2 separate regions of the Homo sapiens genome follow, and region 2 is linked to region 1. The links are chromatin loops, found by intact Hi-C in ENCODE. Cell type or tissue: dorsolateral prefrontal cortex. All regions are shown on one strand. Links, peaks and the distances in the headings refer to the core of each region. The heading gives the core; the rest is flanking DNA.

Evidence for each region. A loop is a pair of places that touch in the nucleus more often than their neighbours do. Peaks named below come from ENCODE experiments on the same cell type or tissue, not always from the same donor. Only the 100,000 strongest peaks of a DNase experiment are listed, where the experiment ranks them.
Region 2: a loop joins it to region 1, with 6 times the contacts of the local background. A loop is called at or near these places in 11 of 110 quality-filtered maps.

What each region holds. Positions count from the first base shown.
Region 1 is chr2:186,497,294-186,507,069 of GRCh38, forward strand. It overlaps ZC3H15 (zinc finger CCCH-type containing 15), which reads left to right. Exons shown (of 10, transcript NM_018471.3): 3 at 2,889-3,000; 4 at 3,980-4,132; 5 at 5,203-5,294; 6 at 6,739-6,921; 7 at 8,158-8,304; 8 at 8,447-8,548; 9 at 9,420-9,543. Among named protein-coding and RNA genes, the nearest start is that of ZC3H15, 16 kb to the left of the region's middle. In dorsolateral prefrontal cortex, for the core only: CTCF peaks have their summits at 6,978 and 7,178; no DNase peak of the experiment used is centred there; H3K4me3 peaks cover 354 bases.
Region 2 is chr2:187,448,152-187,457,927 of GRCh38, forward strand. The region is part of intron 2 of CALCRL-AS1 (CALCRL and TFPI antisense RNA 1); the gene reads left to right. CALCRL (calcitonin receptor like receptor) reads right to left here and starts at 101. Exons shown (of 15, transcript NM_005795.6): 1 at 1-101. In dorsolateral prefrontal cortex, for the core only: CTCF peaks have their summits at 5,121 (motif pointing left) and 5,321; no DNase peak of the experiment used is centred there.

The DNA of each region.
Region 1 (9,776 bases), core at 5,668-8,167:
AAATCAGTGACCCAACACTTTCCTTTCACATCCATTTTCCCAGCTTGATTCTAGAATCTAAAACTATTGCTCTTCCAAACTGCTAACTTAATAGCCCGGTTTAATAAAAATTAATGTTTAGAGCTCACGCCTGTAATCCCAGCACTTTGGGAGGCCGGGGCGGGCAGATCAGCTGAGACCTTGCAGTGAGATAGACTTGGGTGTGAATCTTCCTATCTTTTTTGTTACATGATCCTTAAATAGCAACCCTGGTCTTTATCTGTACTGTGGAAGTGCAGTTATTCTTTGTTGGATTCTTCTGGTGGTTAAATAAGAAAATAATGTAAATTTTCTGGTGAATATAGATATCAATATGTAAGAAGAACTCACTTTCTTCACTTAGCCCCTTTTTCAATCCTGCTTTCTCTTCCCCAACTTTTTCTTCTAGTGGAAAGTGTTTTGAGTGGTGATATCAGAATTCATAAACCTGGGAAAGTTATGAAATGTGTGTGCTGGTAGTTAGCTTTGATAGTATATTTAATACTATATTTTTGATACTTGCGTGGATAACTGGACTTATCTGTGAACATGGGGTACCTACCCATCATATATAACATCGGAAATGAGCAGTAGTGCTGCTCTTAGAGCTGGACAGGGGGTATCCTGGTCTAGGCCCTGCGATACATGTGTCTTCTCCAGACTGCTGTCTCCCCTCAGGTAAGGAGTCACTGAAGCCAAGGGGATGTACCCACCCAGATTTTGCAACATCTCTTCCTACAACATTCTGACCCTGGTTTATCTGCCTACAAAGGCCTCTCCACCATGCCCATCTCTGTCCATTGTGCTACCAATATGTCTGAGGTAGCCAAGAGAACAGTGTACGCTAAGGGTTTGAACAGAGCCTGCATCCATACCCTTTCCTTCCTTCTTGCACCTTTACCTCCCCCTACACCCAAAATGGAATGAAACGGGGTGGGAAGAGGAGAAAAAAGAGCCCAGGGCTAACTCTTGTGTTGCTGCCATGCTTCAGTGTGGAACTCCATGGAGTCTGAGCATTTTAAATTTGAACCTGTCCTTCCAGGTCATAAGGTATATTTGTCGAGTAGGGTTACAGACCATATTTTATTCATCATGAACTTGATTTCTAATTTTAAATATTTAGATAAATGGCTTGTAGACCTCCATTGTATTCTTGCTCAAACATTGCCCCACAAATGTTTGAGATGGGCCTGATGAGCAAAGGATACTTCTATTAAAAATTAAGCGACTTAAATTTTTTCTTTCAAAACATTTTTTGTGTTTAAACACATCCACCATATAGAGTCATATTCAGGATTTGGGATGTCTTTGACCTAATTATAGCATTTGGCCATTCCTTTCCTAAAATTTCCTCTTTCTTGAACACATTTTGTCCTGGTTTTCTACCTGCTTCTTTGATGTTTCTAGGTCTTTTTATTGGACTTTTTAGGTTCTTTTGTCCCATTTTATGTTGATTTTCTTCAAGGAAGTGTCCTTTACTCTTGCCACTTTTTTATGCTCTCCTTAAGTACCATATACCCAAAGTTTTAATTGTTACCTGTAAGCTGCTATTTCTAAAGTCTTTATCTCAAAGCAGACCCTCTCTGATTTCAGTGGAATCAATATGCATGTCTATCTGCCTTCAAAAGAGCTCTACCCAGATGCTTTGTAAGCATCTTGCACTCTGTATGTCTAAAACTAAGCTCATCTTCACCTCTTACCCTGAAACCTGTTCCTCCTGTATTCCCTGTCTTGTTTAACGGCACTAACCATATACATGATAATCCTAGATTCCTCCCCCTTTATACTTCATGTTCAGTCAGTCCTATCAGCTCTGTCTCCTTTTCTCCATCCTTACCAGTAATGCTCATTTTAAGCTCTTGTGTTTTATTGTGTACAGCAGTTGCAGCAGCCTCTTGCCTTTATTCTTGGATTCCCAATCCATCCTCTACAAAACTTGCCCTCTTGATATTTTATAAAATGTGACCTGACCTTGTTATTGGGTTACTTTAAACAGTTGAGAGAACTCTGTTCAAGCTACTGATGCAATCTAAGCATCTTACTGATGTTTCTCATACTTTATTCCTCTAGTCCCTGTAACTTTGCATTGGCTGGCTCTTTCTGTATTTCTTTTCTTGCCCATCAAGAAAAACTCATCCATAAGGTTATTGGCTCAATTTAGTTTTCTCAGGTATATGGGCATTCTTTGTTCCCAGAGCACTATGTACTATGTTACAGTTGTTGACATGTCTGTCATCCTGCTAGATTCTGAGCTTCTTTAAATAAGCATCTTTGTCTTTTCATTGTATTCTCTGTCATCTAACATAGGACCTGACGTATAAATGTTTGGATGAATCCTCTAATCATATTAGGTATGTAAATCGTGTGCCTGGAACTATGTTATATGTCATGTTTTGTTTTGAATTGTTTTGTTTAATATCCTACATTGACCTAACCCAGTGTTTTTCCATGAGGGCACTATATAGGTTTTTGGGGTGGTATAATTCATTATCATGTGGGACTGTACATTTCAGGATGTTTGCTTGTCTCATCTTCAAAATGAACCTGTACGTTTCTGGGGAGTGGGTTGTTTTCACAGAAGAATATTGCAGGTGAAAACTATTTGCTAAAAATGCTGAGCATGTAGTAAGTGCTTAATAAATGCTTGTTGCTGTAAGCTTTTGCTTTTAACTAGGCATGGTACCATCATTACAATTTTGTTTAATAGTTTAACCACAACATTGAATAGACTCTGTAAGGCCATTATAACACTGATGTTAAAAGGTAAGGACTGTAAATATGCAAGTGTCTTGTTATGGTAATGCTAACTTTGTAGTAAAAACAATTTTGTAAACAATCAAATTTACATTTTAAACCTGGGAATATTATAGGTAGCACAGAGTGAAGCTGAAAAGAAATTGAAGAAGGATGACAAGAAGAAAGAATTGCAGGAGCTAAATGAGCTGTTCAAACCTGTAGTTGCTGCTCAAAAAATAAGTAAAGGTAAACTTAAAATTTCAGAAGTGTGATTTTTTATCAAATGTAGTTTATGCTAAAAACTATTTATTTTGATGTTTATTTTCTTTAGATAATGAGACAGTTATGTCTGAATGAAAATGTTACTCCATCAAAATTACCTATGTCAGTGGGTTGCTTATGATTCCTCTGTATATGTTCACATCTGTGTCATTGTACAGCTGAACTGCAGCCATGCACCCCACACTTAAGGCAAAATTAGTAATTTAATAGACTGCTAATTGATTTATAACATTCAGTCTTTGGTAGTAGGTAAGCAAAGCCATAGTTGAATAAACTGTACGTCCCAAGTTTTTGGCACTGTTCTGTCATGTATGTTCATTTCTTTTTTGCCTTTTTTTGTTTTTGTTTTTGTTTTTGTTTTTTTGAGATGGATTGTTGCTCTGTCACCAGGCTGGAGTGCAGTGGCACCATCTCAGCTCACTGCAACCTCCGACTGTCTGGTTCAAGCCATTGTCCTGCCTCAGCCTCCCAGGTAGCTGGGATTACAGGCACGCACTACCACGCCCAGCTAGTTTTTGTATTTTTAATAGAGACGGGATTTCATCATGTTGGCCAGGATGGGCTCGATCTCCTGACCTCGTTATCTGTCTGCCTCGGCCTCCCAGAGTGCTGGAATTACAGGTGTGAGCCACCATGCCTGGCCTCCTTTTTGCCTCTTGCCCTATTGACATCAACTAGACAAAGCCTGTGAAATAGCCTATGTTCTTGTTTGGTTTCCCACTCTCTGCCACCTTTCATAGTCAGAATAAAAGAAACAAAAGTAGACATAAATGCTACAAAAAGAACTTTAAAGAAATGTCTTGCTAATCACCCATAAGTGCCGTTTTCCTCTCACATCAGTGAATGGAAAATAAGTTAACCAAAATTCATCATATTTCAGGTAGAATCTATACTTTACAGCCTGGCAGATTATAATACAAATACCATATGCCATTTGACATAGGTGCAGATCCCAAGTCTGTAGTATGTGCATTCTTCAAGCAAGGACAGTGTACTAAAGGAGATAAGTGTAAGTTCTCCCATGACTTGACTCTGGAGAGAAAATGTGAAAAGCGAAGTGTTTACATTGATGCAAGAGATGAAGAACTTGAAAAAGGTAATTTTTTTAAAAACACTCTCTTAAAAATAAATGTTGAATACTTTCGGTTTGCTACTAAGATATTTATTAAATTGAAGAACATTTCAATCTTAATAGACTGTTTATAAAAAATAATTAATTGGGTTTATTATTTTTTATAAAATCTGAAAATTACCATAATATGCCCTTTAAGTAAATGAAGATACTTTAAAAAACAGTGATTTATTTTGGAATTGTCTGTCACCCTTTCCTTCAGTACTACCTGCTCATTTATCCAAAGTACTTAGGAAGCTTTGGTGAATAATTTTCTTTTTTTTTTTTGAGACGGAGTCTTGGCTCTGTCGCCCAGACTGGAGTGCAGTGGCACGATCTCAGCTCACTGCAGTCTCCATCTCCCAGGTTCAAGCAATTCTCCTGCCTCAGCCTCCCAAGTAGCTGGGTCTACAGGGTCGTGCCGCCACGCCCAGCTCATTTTTGTATTTTTAGTAGAGATGGGGTTTCACCATGTTGGCCAGGATGGTCTTGATCTCCTGACTTCGTGATCTGCCCACGCTGGCCTCTCAAAGTGCTGGGATTACAGGCATGAGCCACTGCTCCGGCCTTGGTGAATAATCTTAAAACTATTTATTTCTGCCTTTGGTGTTTTAAGAAAACCGTGAGGCCAGGAGCAGTGGCTCATGCCTATAATCCCAGCACTTTGGGAGGCCAAGGCAGGAAGAATCACTTGAGCCCAAGAGTTCAAGACCAGCATAGGCAACATAATGAGACCCCATCTCTACAAAAAAATAGAAAAATTAGCCAGGCATTGTGTTGCATACCTGTAGACCCAGCTGCTTGGGAGGCTAAGGCAGGAGGAATTGATCGAGCTCAGTCAATCAAGGCTGATTGAGGGAGGTTAGGGCTTCAGTAGGCCGTGATCATGCTATCACACTCCATCCTGAGCAACAGTGAGACCCCGTCTCAACAAAAAGAAAAAGAAAAATGTGTTAAGCCATGAGTCTTATAACACAGCATTAGTGTCTAAGGAGATATGTGTTGTGGGAGTAGTAGATAAGATTACAGTATTTAATCTTCATTTCTTTATTTAGATACTATGGATAATTGGGATGAGAAAAAGCTGGAAGAAGTAGTGAACAAGAAGCACGGTGAGGCGGAAAAGAAAAAACCAAAAACTCAAATAGTATGTCCTTTTCTTGAATTGAGTTGCTGTGATATTTATCATTAGGGAGAATTATGTGGCAAGGTATTTGCTGCTATTTTCTATTAGATTATTCTGTAAGTTACTGGAAAATTTGATTTCATCAAGATAAGGTACACGAAGCTTTATTTTTGGAATTTACAAGTTAGATTTTATAGATTCTTGTTCAGAAATAGCTGAACAAGAATAAAACTATGTTACTGAAGTCCTTTAAATGCCATTTTCTGAGGTGAACGTTCTCAAATATGGATAAACAAAATTACATATCCAGACAAAAATCCCTATTTTTTTGCACAGAGTGGAAGGAGGCCTGTTAAACTAACCCACTTAATAATGTATTTAGTTTTAATAGGGATAGATTTTTAAATTTTAAGGTTTAAAATATTTCTACATATGAATTCCAAAATGAATTTTTGGTAGGTAGTGGCTCTAATTCCAGGAAATGTACCTTTAAAAATTGGTTCTTGATGTCTCAAACTTTGCATTTATGTCTATATTTATAGTGAAGTTACAGTAAAAAGTCTTGCTGTGCTAGAATAATTCTAAATACTACATTCATACACATCTGTTATGTTTGTTTTTGGGGGCGGATACTGTTTGTTAATTTTCTCTTACTTGCAAAGCTTAATACTTGAGGCTTAAATACAATTGTATCTTCTATCCATGTTGTGAAGGGTCACTCTCTTTGTGTTCCTTTTGTACCTTGCTCCTGTATACTGCTTGTGATTCATTTTTATTTAGGAAAGATCAAACCAAAGAAAATCATTTATTCTATTTATTTTATTTTTGAGGCGGAGTTTTGCTCTTGTTGCCCAAGCTGGAGTGCAGTGGCGCAATCTTAGCTCACTGCAACCTCTGCTTTCCGGGTTCAAGAGATTCTCCTGCGTCAGCCTCCCAAGTAGCTGGGGTTACAGGCATGTGCCACCACGGCCAGCTAATTTTTTGTATTTTTAGTAGAAGTGGAGGTTCACCATGTTAGCCAGGCTGGTCTTGAACTCCTGACCTCAGCAGGTGATCCGCCCGCCTCGGCCTCCCAAAGTGCTGGGATTATAGGTGTAAGCCACAACGCCTGGCCTGATTTTATTTTTTATAGCTAATTGTATATTCTGATTCGGGGGCGTACATTTACAAAGGGTAACTGAAACAAGTAAGTCATTTTCGTATGATTTAGAATTTAGAACAAATGAAAACTGTATAGATTCCCCTTTAAGGGAATTTGCCATTGTTCTACATATTTTAAGATAAACTTCTGTTGCATTTCTGCACAGAATAGAGGCTAGACAGAGCACCCTTATGTGCAGAAATGAATAGAATGTACTTGTGTAATATAACGTACTTGTGTGTATACTTGTTCCATATACTCAGGCATTTACCTTGGAAATGGCCTACACTGAGCCACCGCTTGTGAATAATATTGTCTCTATAGGTGTGCAAGCATTTCCTGGAAGCTATTGAAAACAACAAGTATGGCTGGTTTTGGGTATGCCCTGGAGGGGGTGATATTTGCATGTATCGTCATGCACTTCCTCCTGGATTTGTGTTGAAAAAAGATAAAAAGAAAGAAGAGAAAGAAGATGAAATTTCATTAGAAGATCTAATTGAGAGAGAGGTAACTGGTATCCTTTTCCTACCATAAAAACTGAAAGCAGTATTTATTGTGAAATTCTAATACTTACCACTTGGGGCAATAGCCTTTTATGAAAGGAAAAAAAAAATATTGTGATCTATTCCCAAAGTTGCCCTACTTTAATTATTCTTGTATGTGTAAAATGTTAACCTAGCCATAAACATTAGCCAATCATGACATTAATTTTAGGATTGTGAAACAGTCTTTTAAGTACTAGCTAATGGCTTATCAAATTATTTCTGTAAGATTGAGTTACTAAAAATGCTTAGTTCTCAGATTGGTTGAATTTTTATAGTTTTAGATTTTTCGCCCTGATATCTTTTTTCACTAGTATATTAGTTATTAGCATATGTACGGAAGAAGACAACACTCTAGTTTTTAAATTATATGTTTTATCAGCTCTGGACTCAAAACACTCACTCTGCTTATAGAAGGGAATGAGTCTGAAGAGGATATTCAGCTACTTGTCTTTGGCTCCGTACAAAACACAGTTTTATTCTATGAAAATTTTGAGATTATTAGAAACATTAGATTTAGGGTTGCATATTAAAAACTATATCCATTTTGCCTTATTATTTAGTGTCTCACTCAGGATATAACACACTATAATAGAAAATGTAGACTTCAGAATCAGGTATATTTGAGATGGTTTGTATACTGGTTCTGACACTTGTTAGCTATTCATCTTTGGTAAATTCCCCATTACCCTTTGTTCACCTATTTGTGGGGATCAGTGCATAGTGTGTGTAAAGCATTTAATACCTGGCAAGTGTTCAGCAAATTTTTTGTTCTATATATTTATTATTTGATTATTGGCCCTGAGGAGTAGGTGTTTGTTTGTTTGTTTGTTTGTTTAGTTTTATTTCTCATCTTCTCAGGAACACAAATGAAACTTGGATATTGTTATGGTGCTTTTTATAATATATTTATTATTTTCAGCAATTGATTCATGTTAAAACAATTTCTTATGACAAGTTACTCATCTTCAATGGTGAGAAGAAATCTAGCTCAGAATAATATATTTTTAGTGTTTGTATCTCTGGATACTCATTTTGCTCATTGCCACGTAAAGTAAAAAAATACATAAATTAGCTTATTCCAATGTAATATCTTCAGGATAGTCATGGGCAAGGAATTAATCACATTAAGAGATAACTGCAACTAAGCACTATTTGAGGTGACTTCTGTGGAAAAAAAATTAATTCTTTACCATTGCAGCGTTCTGCCCTAGGTCCAAATGTTACCAAAATCACTCTAGAATCTTTTCTTGCCTGGAAGAAAAGGAAAAGACAAGAAAAGATTGATAAACTTGAACAAGATATGGAAAGAAGGAAAGCTGACTTCAAAGCAGGGAAAGCACTAGTGGTATGTCTCAGGCTCACCCAAACTGATTCTTTATTCTTCCATTTTCAATTTCTGTGTCATGCAAGATTTTGTTTCTATTTCATCAGTGACAAGGAATGTTTAGATTTTTGTCCTGAGTTGATATATTTGTGTGTCTCAATAGATCAGTGGTCGTGAAGTGTTTGAATTTCGTCCTGAACTGGTCAATGATGATGATGAGGAAGCAGATGATACCCGCTACACCCAGGGAACAGGTGGTGATGAGGTAAGAGGAAGCTTTGTGCCTCATCTCCTTATGTTAATTGAAAGAAACAATAGAAAATACCACAACATGGTTAAGAGCCACCAACATCAGAGCCACAGTGCCTGGGTTCAAATCCTTACTCCAACCATGGGAAATTAATCTAGGCCTCCACCCTCATCTAATATGGACATAATGATTATCTCTACATCATAGTTTGTGAGAATTAATCGAGTTCATGAATTAGTAGTTCTTTATACAGCTTAGGACAGTGCCTAGTATGTGGTTGAGTGCTATATGTATTACCTGTAAAAAGTATGTTTTGTCCTCCCTCTAAAAGAGAGAGTTATTTTTTGGTTAATATTTTATGCTTAAAAGTTATGGGACAAGTGCACTAATTTAAAACTGCAGTGTAGGGAGCATGAGACAATAGCACAGTCATTTGGTTGTTGACAGATTTAGTAATAACAGATAACTTACTGTTGATTTTTTGTGTACTTACAAAATTCTGGCCTCTGGGTTGAAAGAAAAAAATTGTACTCTATATATAAAAATGTGATGGCAGAGGAAGAAGTTTCATATACCACCTTGCTATTCTTTTTAAACGAAGTTTAGAAAAAATAATTTTGAAAATAGATCTTTTGTTTTTGTTTTTTATAGAGACAAGGTCTGGCTTTGTTGCTCAGGCTGGTCTCAAACTCCTAAGCCCAGGTGATCCTCCACCTCGACCTCCCAAAGTGTTGGGATTACAGGTGTGAGCCTCCACACCTGGCCAGTAATTGGTCTTTTGTTTTCACTTGGATCAGTGATAATTTTGGCTCATTAAGATAAATGTCAGGAGTAAAAGAAAACTGTTCTTATTTGTAACAACTTTCTTTTCTATATGTTGTTAAAGGTTGATGATTCAGTGAGTGTAAATGACATAGATTTAAGCCTGTACATCCCAAGAGATGTAGATGAAACAGGTATTACTGTAGCCAGTCTTGAAAGATTCAGCACATATACTTCAGATAAAGATGGTAAGTATGCTAACTTTTGCCTAATTTTAAGAACTAGGAAGTTATCTAAAGGGGGTTATACCAGGCTTGGCAAACTTAGATGTGTGCAGGTACCAGATTGGTAACATAAATGTGTGGTTTGACCATAAATAAAAGCAGTAATAAATAGTGAAAGGCTGTAGACATGAGCAGCTGGGTGTATATTAAAATCATTAATGGAAACTAGAAGGAGACAAAAATGAGCTTGGAGTTAA
Region 2 (9,776 bases), core at 3,950-6,449, 950 kb after region 1:
TTGCAATGTGATCCTGCAATTAGGATGAGATTCAGTTAGCAGAGCTTGATGGTCCTAAAGCAGGAGGTGACACTCTCTGCTGGAGAGAGAGAGGTTGTTCTGAGTAGATTGTAAGTGTTGTCAGATTGTAAGTGATCAGCAGCAGAAGGGAAACATCAGAGCTTCCTGTTACATCACTCTGACCCCGCCTGCAGTTAGTGTTAGGTTACTTTCTTTCTCAAATAGCATACCCCAGGAAAGCAGCACTCCTTTCTTATTGTGAGACAAGAGCAAGAAGCAGCCTGAACAGAGAGAGATCATAGGCTGTGTGAATACATTGTTACCAGTAAAAAGCTGGCTGGCTTTCACCTTGACTGAGTTCTGTTAGAACTTGCCAAACAAGCTACTTGTGATTTGAAGGAAATCTGAATATAGTATTCTGCTCAAAGAATCAAAGGAGTTAGGCGTGTGTGTGTGTGTGTGTGTGTGTGTGTGTGTGTGTGTGTTGAATTATAGCTTACAAAGTATCCAGGAAAAAAAATCTAACAAATCTGTGTTCATAGCACAACACAGAAAAAAAAATTAACTGTATTCATCATAACTGGTTTTGTGATTTGGCTCTTCTTAATTTGGAGCTCTGCTAATTGGGTGCTGTTCCTCCATCAGTTCCTAAGTGCAGTTCCTAATCAGTTAATTAGATCAAGAAACTTTATCCTGCAGTTTTTAAATCTTTTATTTTTTCCTTTACCTTCTTCATAAGAACATGAGTGTATGTGTTATAAATTCAGGTTGTGTATGTGTGTGTATAGAGTGTTTCTTTTATAATATATAAGTATATATATTTGACAAAATAGCCTTTTGAATAATTCATAATTTTAAAATTATTGCACACATTTAAAAATATTTGGTATAATTATGTTATTTATAATATAAAATAATTTATACCACAATATTTGTAAGTCAATATAATCTTAAAGAAAATATAGATGTTGTAAACATAATATTATAAAATAATATAAATACAAAGGATACTTTATTTCTTAGACAAAATTTCATCTCAAAGCATAGTTTTTCCTGAATATGTTTAATACATCATTGGATATGATCAGGGGAAAATGTAAATTTAAAATGCTTTTATCATTTTTATAATTTGGTAAATGTTCGATATGAAGCAATAATTATAATCCCTATAACCTAAACAGCACTAAAAGTCACTTAATTTATCAGGGCATAAATTTTCTCATCTATAAACTAGAAGAGATAGATTTTATGTCTAAGGCTTTGAATCGACAAATTTCATAACATTTTGAAATAGATAAGATACGGTGAGGATCATTCAACTCTTAGTAAATTGTTAGTGCAATTCCAGGATAAAATGAGGTGCCATACACCTTGTAGGCAGACAAAGGAGGTAAAGGCAAAATAAATTCAGGAATATCATGTTTTTAAAGCAGGGTGCTCATGTTGACATTTTTATTGTCTGAATTAGTGGAAGAAAATGTTTATACAATCTTTGATTTTAAGACCAGTGAGATCAATATTGATTACAAAATACAGACATATAAAAAATAGATATACTTTCATCTCTATAATTATGGTTAATAGAAAAGACTTGTAAGAAACTGAGTTACACTGGTGAACCGGTTCTGATACTGTCTGGTGTGATCTTGACAAAGCTTTTTAGGCTTCATGTTCCCATCTTGAAATTCAGAGAAAAACAAATACTAGATTTAATATGAAAGTAATAATGGGTCATGTCTTCTCATCTTCCATGCTAAGTGTAATATATGAATCCTATAAAGAGATTAATATATAGTTTTTGAATTTAATTAAATCATGGAAAACTAAAACTTTTCCCAATATGTTTATAAAAGCATTGATATTTTCGTCTTTCCAAAGATTCATTTTTCTTTCTTTCCTTCCTTCCTTCCTTCCTTCTTTCTTTCTTGATGGAGTTTTTGCTCTTGTTGCACAGGCTGGAGTGCAATGACGCAATCTCAGCTCACTGCAACCTCCACCTCCCGGGTTCAAGCAATTCTCCTGCCTCAACCTCCCAAGTAGCTGGGATTACAGGCGCCCGCCACCACACCCAGCTAACATTTTGTATTTTTTTGTAGAGACAGGGTTTCACTATGTTGGCCAGACTGGTCTGAAACTCCTGACCTAAGGTGACCCGCCCACCTTGGTCTCCCAAAGTGCTGGGATTACAGACATGAGCCCCTGCGCCTGGTGAGATTCATTGATTTCATTTGCCCAATACTAGTAAGGTCTACTGAAGGAAAAAAATTCATGTTTTGAGCTCATGTCATAAGACCCTTAATCCAATGCTCTTTCTCTTCTACTCTCTATCAAGTGCTATACTTTATGGGGTGTCTAGTAGAAGTTGTATCATTTATATTTAAGTTGACGTACACATGGGCCCATGGCTGTAGTCCATGAAGACTCCTTGATAAATTTTATTAATATCATCTTTAATTCTTATTTAGACATAACAGGAAAATTGCATCCTAGTAATCCTCAAGAGCTGCCATTTTATAAACTTCAGAAAAAATAAATGGTACAAGGACTTCCAGGAAGGCATTCAGGGTATTCTAAGTTATGTAGGAGCAAGTGATAAGATAGATCATAAAAACTTCTCTAATACCTACTGAAACATGAAGGCAAATGTTTGGAAAACTGTAGCAGAGCTAAATGAAAACATTTCAATAATCAATGAAGCAATTTTGAGCCAACGTGGCATTATATGGATTTATATATTATAATCTTTCTTCAGAAGACATTAAAGCCACTTGCAATAATTTAATTAGTAGTGACCAAATTTGTATTTTGAGCTAGGTAATGTGCTAACTGTGTTTTAGTGAGATAAGTAAAAATAGAATGTTCCCTGCTATCTAGTCCTTTAATGAACAGATTGACTAGCACATGAGAAGTCAAGGGCCAAATTCTGTGAAATTAGCAACTGATGCTGCTAACATAGAATCTAGAGGTAATGATGCAGAGCACTGCAATAAGGTTTTCTGTAGAAGTGAGGAGTGGTGTATAAGTGTAGAAATATATACATGTAATGATGGACAGTCACACATTTTCATTTTAGCATCCTACATGCAGGATTTGTGCTTTTATTTGTGCTCACACATAAGGCTCACAAGCGACCTTTTCTTCCAATAGGGGATACTAGTTACTATGTCAAATGCAAGTTGACTCAAAATTAGGAGTAGGCTAACTCCAAGTTTCTGGGCTACTGTTTATATTGAATATGTTAGTTAAACCAGACCAAAATGTGGTTTGACAAATTTAATTTTCTACTGACCAAACTGACCACTTATTTTGAATTTGTATGGATACTGCCTTGGAGCATAATTCTTGCCACAAGAACAAACAAAATAAAGCAGAACACTTTTACAGGAAATATATTAAGGACAGACTTTCCCTAGTGAGAGTGCAAGAACAAGTCAAAAGAAAGACTTTTAAAATAATTATTCTGAAGTTTTAAAAGTTATTATTTTATGTTAATAATTCTTCTGTGTTCTTAATTGTCTGAAAGCAATTACTTATACTTGGTGATAATTTATGCAGTCAGCAATATTATATATAACTTGCCTTATGATAAATGCACCAATAATTTGAGGAGAAACACATAAACTTTACATCAGAAGCTTATATGTTTAAAAGCTTTACATTAAAAAACTACTTCTAGCAAGGAAATAAGTTGACCCAACCTTTTATTATTTTACCTAGCAATTGCTGTTAGCACTTTTCAAGTTGCTTTTCAAAACAAAAATAAATTGCATTTAGTAAAAGAATCTGGGTACAATGTCTGGGACATGAGAGTGAATATGCTATTATCTATTACTAAAACCAAAGGGCCGTTTTTCACTTTAATTGGGCACATAGCTATCATTTTAAAGAAGATTACAATATTATTTTAAAAATAGTTACTATGAATAAGAATTTGGAAGGTGCAGAAAACTATGTTTGAAATGAACAGTATATATATCAGGTCAGATATACAGAAATGTATACCAGGTTAATATACAGATAAATAAAACTATTTTATAGCCTATATGTAGAGTTTCTTTCAGTATTTAATAATGTATTTTCTCAAGAAAGCCAAGTAACATAAAAAATAATTGGCCAAACATTTGCCTATTTTAAAAATTCTTATATCCTGATGGATTTAGATCTTCCTGCGAACTTAGTATTTTCTTACAGATATTCATGAGTGTTGGAGGGGTGGCTATTGCTAGAATAAAGTGCTAGTACTGGCTAGTGAGCTATGTCATGGACTAATTCAAATGGATTTTTAAATCCAACAAAATTATAAATGCTTACTTTAAATGGGAGTACACAATGAACTTTCTGAGGGGAAATACCTTCAATAGAGTGATCATATGTCCTAGTTTTCTGGGGCAGTCCCAATTCATAATTTCAGGCTCAAAAATGCTCTGGTTTGAAGAAAAAAATATTATTCAGTATATGGTGAACTTAGCCATACTTATCAATAGAGCAATGACAAGTAGCACATAAATACTAAGAGTGTGTGAGTAATTTATTTGGGAAACCCAAATCTTCTTTCCAGAAGAGTTTAAAATAGTTCTTACTATTTCTAGGATGGTTTTAGTTAGCATCAAAAAAGATGCCCTTTTTAATTCTGGATATGCATTTAATGTGGATTTATTCTGAAATGCCTCTTATTTGCTAAATATCAATCTTGATTGTGAAAATAAAAGGTTTATTTATATTTGTATTTAGGCATTTCGACTTAAGTAGTATTTGATTAAATGACCAATCCCTATATTTTACATAAATAATTTAATCATTAAGTTCTAAAGATGCCAAATAGTATTCATGTCTTTCCAGTTATAACGAACTATTTTCTTCAGCTATCATCATATTTATATAACTTGTAAAAACATTAGCAACTTATATTTTTATTTTCTTTAAAAGCTTATTCATATTTAATGTTAGTCAATAACATACAGTGAGACTTTAAACATTAATGACTATGGAACTGTATGTAATGCATATATTGAAATGTATGATGGATTTGCCTAGGAACCCTTAACACCTTTGAGAAAGTGTCACATCTTTCTTTTTACAGTTTTGAGGAATCTATAGTGTCATCCTGCCATCTAGTGTTAGACATTCTCAAATTACAAAAAGTTGTTCTCTGACCAGAATAAAAATGAAATTCTATTGCTTTTTCTCTAATGAAAAAAATCTCAACAACTAGGGAATATTTCTAAGAAAACAGTCTATGTACTTGATAAATATAGTTACAAGGGGCAGGTACTTAATGTAGACTATACAAATTAAAGCCCATATAGTCAATGGAGAATATGTATTTCATCGAATTTTAAGTGCAAAGGAAAACAATGATGTAATAAATGTTAAATCACAATGTAATTTTAAAATTACAAATTAAGATGGCATACCTTCTTTTGTCTTTCTATGTATTTATCACTCCATCTGTATTCATGATTCAAAGCTAGAGATGGCTAGACCAAAGAAGACTAACTCCTACATATCTGATCAGGAATACAAATCAAATCATTGAAAACTAACAACAGAGTGATAAATGTCTCTCATGTCTGATAAACAAGGCTCTCACTATGTTAAAGCATGGAAAGCATCTGTTCCACCACTATCTGTTGGAAACAAAATCAATCATTAATTCACTATGATCCTGCTCTGGCTTAATGACTCCCACCCTGCTAACATTGCCATAGCCAGTAACTACTTGCATTTGCCACCTGAGGGCATGGGAACTGGCCCACCTAGTATGATGTAGCTCCTCCTAACACCAGTGTATACTATTTTGAAGCCTAAGGATTGTCTCACTACTGCTACTGCCATTGCCCATGCCACACATGATTCCCAGGGGACTAAAAGCCCACCCACCTGCCTTGCCCAATATTATCTCTGCCACTACCTGAGGAGAGTTGCTTGAAAGCCCCCAAATTAGCCTGTTTGCACCTGCTAACATTGATGTCCATGTGGGCTAACCAGAGACCCAAGGACAGGAACACTTGGCCCACCACTGCATCCACTGGGTCCTGAGGACTGGCCCAAGCAGAGTCCCTGTTCCCAGCAAAATCTCACCACAGCCTGCAACAACAACTGCAGCCTAAGCCACTGAGGAAATCACAAACACCACTGATGTTATTTGTAGCTGCAGATATTACACAGAGACTACATTCTCAAAATCAAAGCTAAAGTGTCCTACCCAACAAATACCATAGATATGTCTTCAGGAAAAAGTCTTCCCCTATGAAAGCCAGTTCAATGGACAAAAATAGAGAACCCAGAAATATATTTACATATCAAACTACCATCTAGTTTTCAACGAAGGCACCATTCAATAAATAGTACCAGTATCCAGAAAACTGGATTACCATATGCAGAAGAATAAAACTAGACCCCTATCTCGTATCATATATAAAAGTCAACTCAAAGTGGATTAGAGACCAAAATATAAGTCTCAAAACTGTAAAACTACTAGAAAAAAATAGGAGACACATTGATCTAGTTAAAGATTTTATGTATAAGAAGGCAGAGGCAATAAAACAAAAATAAACAAATGATACTATACTAAATTAAAAACTTCTGTATAGCAAAGGCAACAATCAACAGAATAAAGAAATAACCTGTTGAATGGGGGAAAATATTTGCTACCTTTTCATCTGACAAGGGACTAATAACAGCAAAAACTAATAACTCAATTAACAAGTAGGCAAAGAACATGAATAGACATTTTTCAATAGATGACATACAAATAGTCAACAGATATATTTTTAAAATGCTTATTATCACTGATCATCAGGGGAATGAAAATCAAAACCACAATGGGATGTCATCTTACTCCAGTTAGAATGGTTACTATTAAAAAGACAAAACACAATAGATGTCGGTGAGGATGTGGAGAAAAAAAAAAAGCTTATGTATTGTCAGTGGGAATGTAAATTAGCATAGCCATGATAAAAAACAGTATGGAGATTTATTTAAAAACTTAAAAACAGAACTACCATATGATCCAGCAATCCCACAGTATTCACAGGAAAGGAAATCAGTTTATCAAAGAGATATCTGCACCCTATGTTTATTGCAGCACTATTCATAATAGCCAAGATATTTAATCATCGTAAGTGTCCATCAGTGGATGACTAGATAAAGAAAATTTGGTTTACCTACACAATGGAATACTACTTGGCCATAAAAAGAATGAAATCTTGTCACTTGTAGCAACATGAATAGAACCGGAAATCATTATGTTAAGTAAAATAAGCCAGGCACAAAAAGTCAAATATTGCCTGTTCTCTCTCATATGTGAAAGGTTAAAAATTTGATCTCCTGGTGATAGAGACTAGAATAATAGTTACTAGAGTCTGGGAAGGGTGGGTGGGGGATAAAAAAAAAAGATTGGGTAGTGGTTACAAACATACACTTAAATACAAGGAATAGGTTCCAGTGTTCAAGGGCAAAGTAGAGTGACTAGAGTTAACAACAATGTATCATATATTTTTAAATGGCTAGAAGGGAGGACTTGAAATGTTCCCAATATAGGAAAATGGTAAGTACTCAGGTGGTAGATACTTTAAATACCCTGACTTGATTGTTACACATTCTGTGCACCTAACAAAAGACCATATGTACCCCATAAAATGTGTGACTATTATATAACAATTTTTTAAATATGTGGAAGAGGCATCAAAACAGAGTCTGCTACAAAGGCTGTTGCAGGTAGGCAACACTTGCTCAAGTGCTATACTTGGATTGCTCCTAGAGCTTGGAGACCAGTGAGCAAGAAGAGAGACACATATGTGTACATGAGGACACAGAATGTAGGGCCATGTTGACTGGGGTAAGGAATTTGTATTTTACTCCATGTGCAAGGGGTCATATAATCCAAAGTATGTTTTAGGAACATGCTGGTGGGTCTGGATGAGGTTTGGGTCAGGAGAAAAGTACAAAAACTTTCTCTAGAAATTTTTTATGACTTTCTACAAAGTATTAGTTGAAGTTAATATCCTTAGTTTTAATCACAGTCCCTTATATGTGATACTCTTAAAATTCATTTCTCATGGCATTTTTAGATTCAGAAAATAAAAATGCTACAATTAAAAGGCTCTCTTTTTTGGATTAATTGTAAGGAAGGATAAAACTAAATTTGATTTTGGATTATGTCAACTATTCTACAGTCATATGTCACTTAATAATCGGGACATATTTTGAGAAATGGGTTGTTAGGTGAGTTCATCATTGTGTGAACCTCATAGTGTGTACTTACACAAACCTAGATGGCATAGCCTACTACACCCGTAGGGTATGTGGTGTAGCCTATTGCTTCTAGGCTACAAACCTGTACAGCATGTCGCTGTACTGAATACTGTATAGGGCACTTATCACAAATGGAGCTTGCAGGACTAGAAGCTGCTCTGAGTGACTGAGTGGAGAGTGAATGTGAAGGCCTAGGACATTGCTTCATACTACTGTAGACTTTATGAATAGTGTTCTCTTAGGCTACAATAAATTTGTAAAAAAATATATATTTTTTGAAACAATAAGCTAACCTTAGCTTATTGTGTGTCTTTTACTCAATAAACTTTTTAATTTATAAAAAGTCAAATTTGATTTTAAAAGTTTTAATTTAAATTTTTGAGCTCTTTTATAATAACACTTAGCTTAACACAACTTAGCAAAACACAAACTTAGCAAAACACAAACACGTTGTACAGCTATACAAAATATTTTTTCTCCATAAGGTTTTTTCTGTTTTTAAAATTTATTTGTTTTTACTTTTTAAAGTTTTTGTTAAGAATGGAAACACAAACACATGCATTAGCCTAGGCCTACGCATGGTCAGGATCATCAATATCACTGTCTTCTACCCTCACATCCTGTCCTACTGGAAGGTCTTCAGGGGCAATAATACGCATGGAGCTGTCATCTCTGATGATAAACAATGCCTTCTTCTGGATTGTCGTCCTTCTGAACAGCCTGAGGATGTTTTACAGTTAACTTATTTTTTAATAAGTAGAAGGAAGACACTCTAAAATAATAATGTGGGATTTAGTGACTTACCCCTATAATCCTAGCACTTCGCAAGACTGAGGCAGGAGGATTGCTTGAGGCCTGGAGTTCAAGACAGTAGTGGGACTGTGTCTCTTAAAAAAAAAAAAATTTTTTTAGTTGATGGTGCACATCTGTAGTCCCAGCTACTCGGAAGGCTGAAGTGGGAGGATTGCTTGAGCCCAGGAGTTCAAGACTGTAGGGAGTCGTGATTGTACCACTGCACTACAGCCTGGGAAACAGAGCAAGACTCTGTCTCAAAAAGACTCCAAATTGAATAAGTAAAAATTAAATACAATAACAGTAAAATGTATAGTATAATAAATATATAAACCCATAACTTAATTTTATTATCATTATCAAGTATTGTGTACTGCACAAAATTGTGTGCACTATTCCTTTATATGACTGGCAGCACAGTAGGTTTCATCAGCTTCACCACAAACACAGGAGTAATCTGTTGTGCTATGACATTACAACAGCTAGGAAATCATTAGGGAATAGGAATTTTTTAGCTCCATTATAAACTTAGGGGATCACTGTCATATGTGTGGTTCATCATTGACTGAAATGCAACTCATGACAATATTTTCAAGTATTTAATATCTAGTAACACTGATGGGTCTCTGCTTTATTTTAGAGAAAGTGGGGACAGAAAAGTAGCATTGTTGAAAACCAGGATTGTTTCCAAAAATATGCTTTTTAGATATTTTCTTTATTTAATTCTG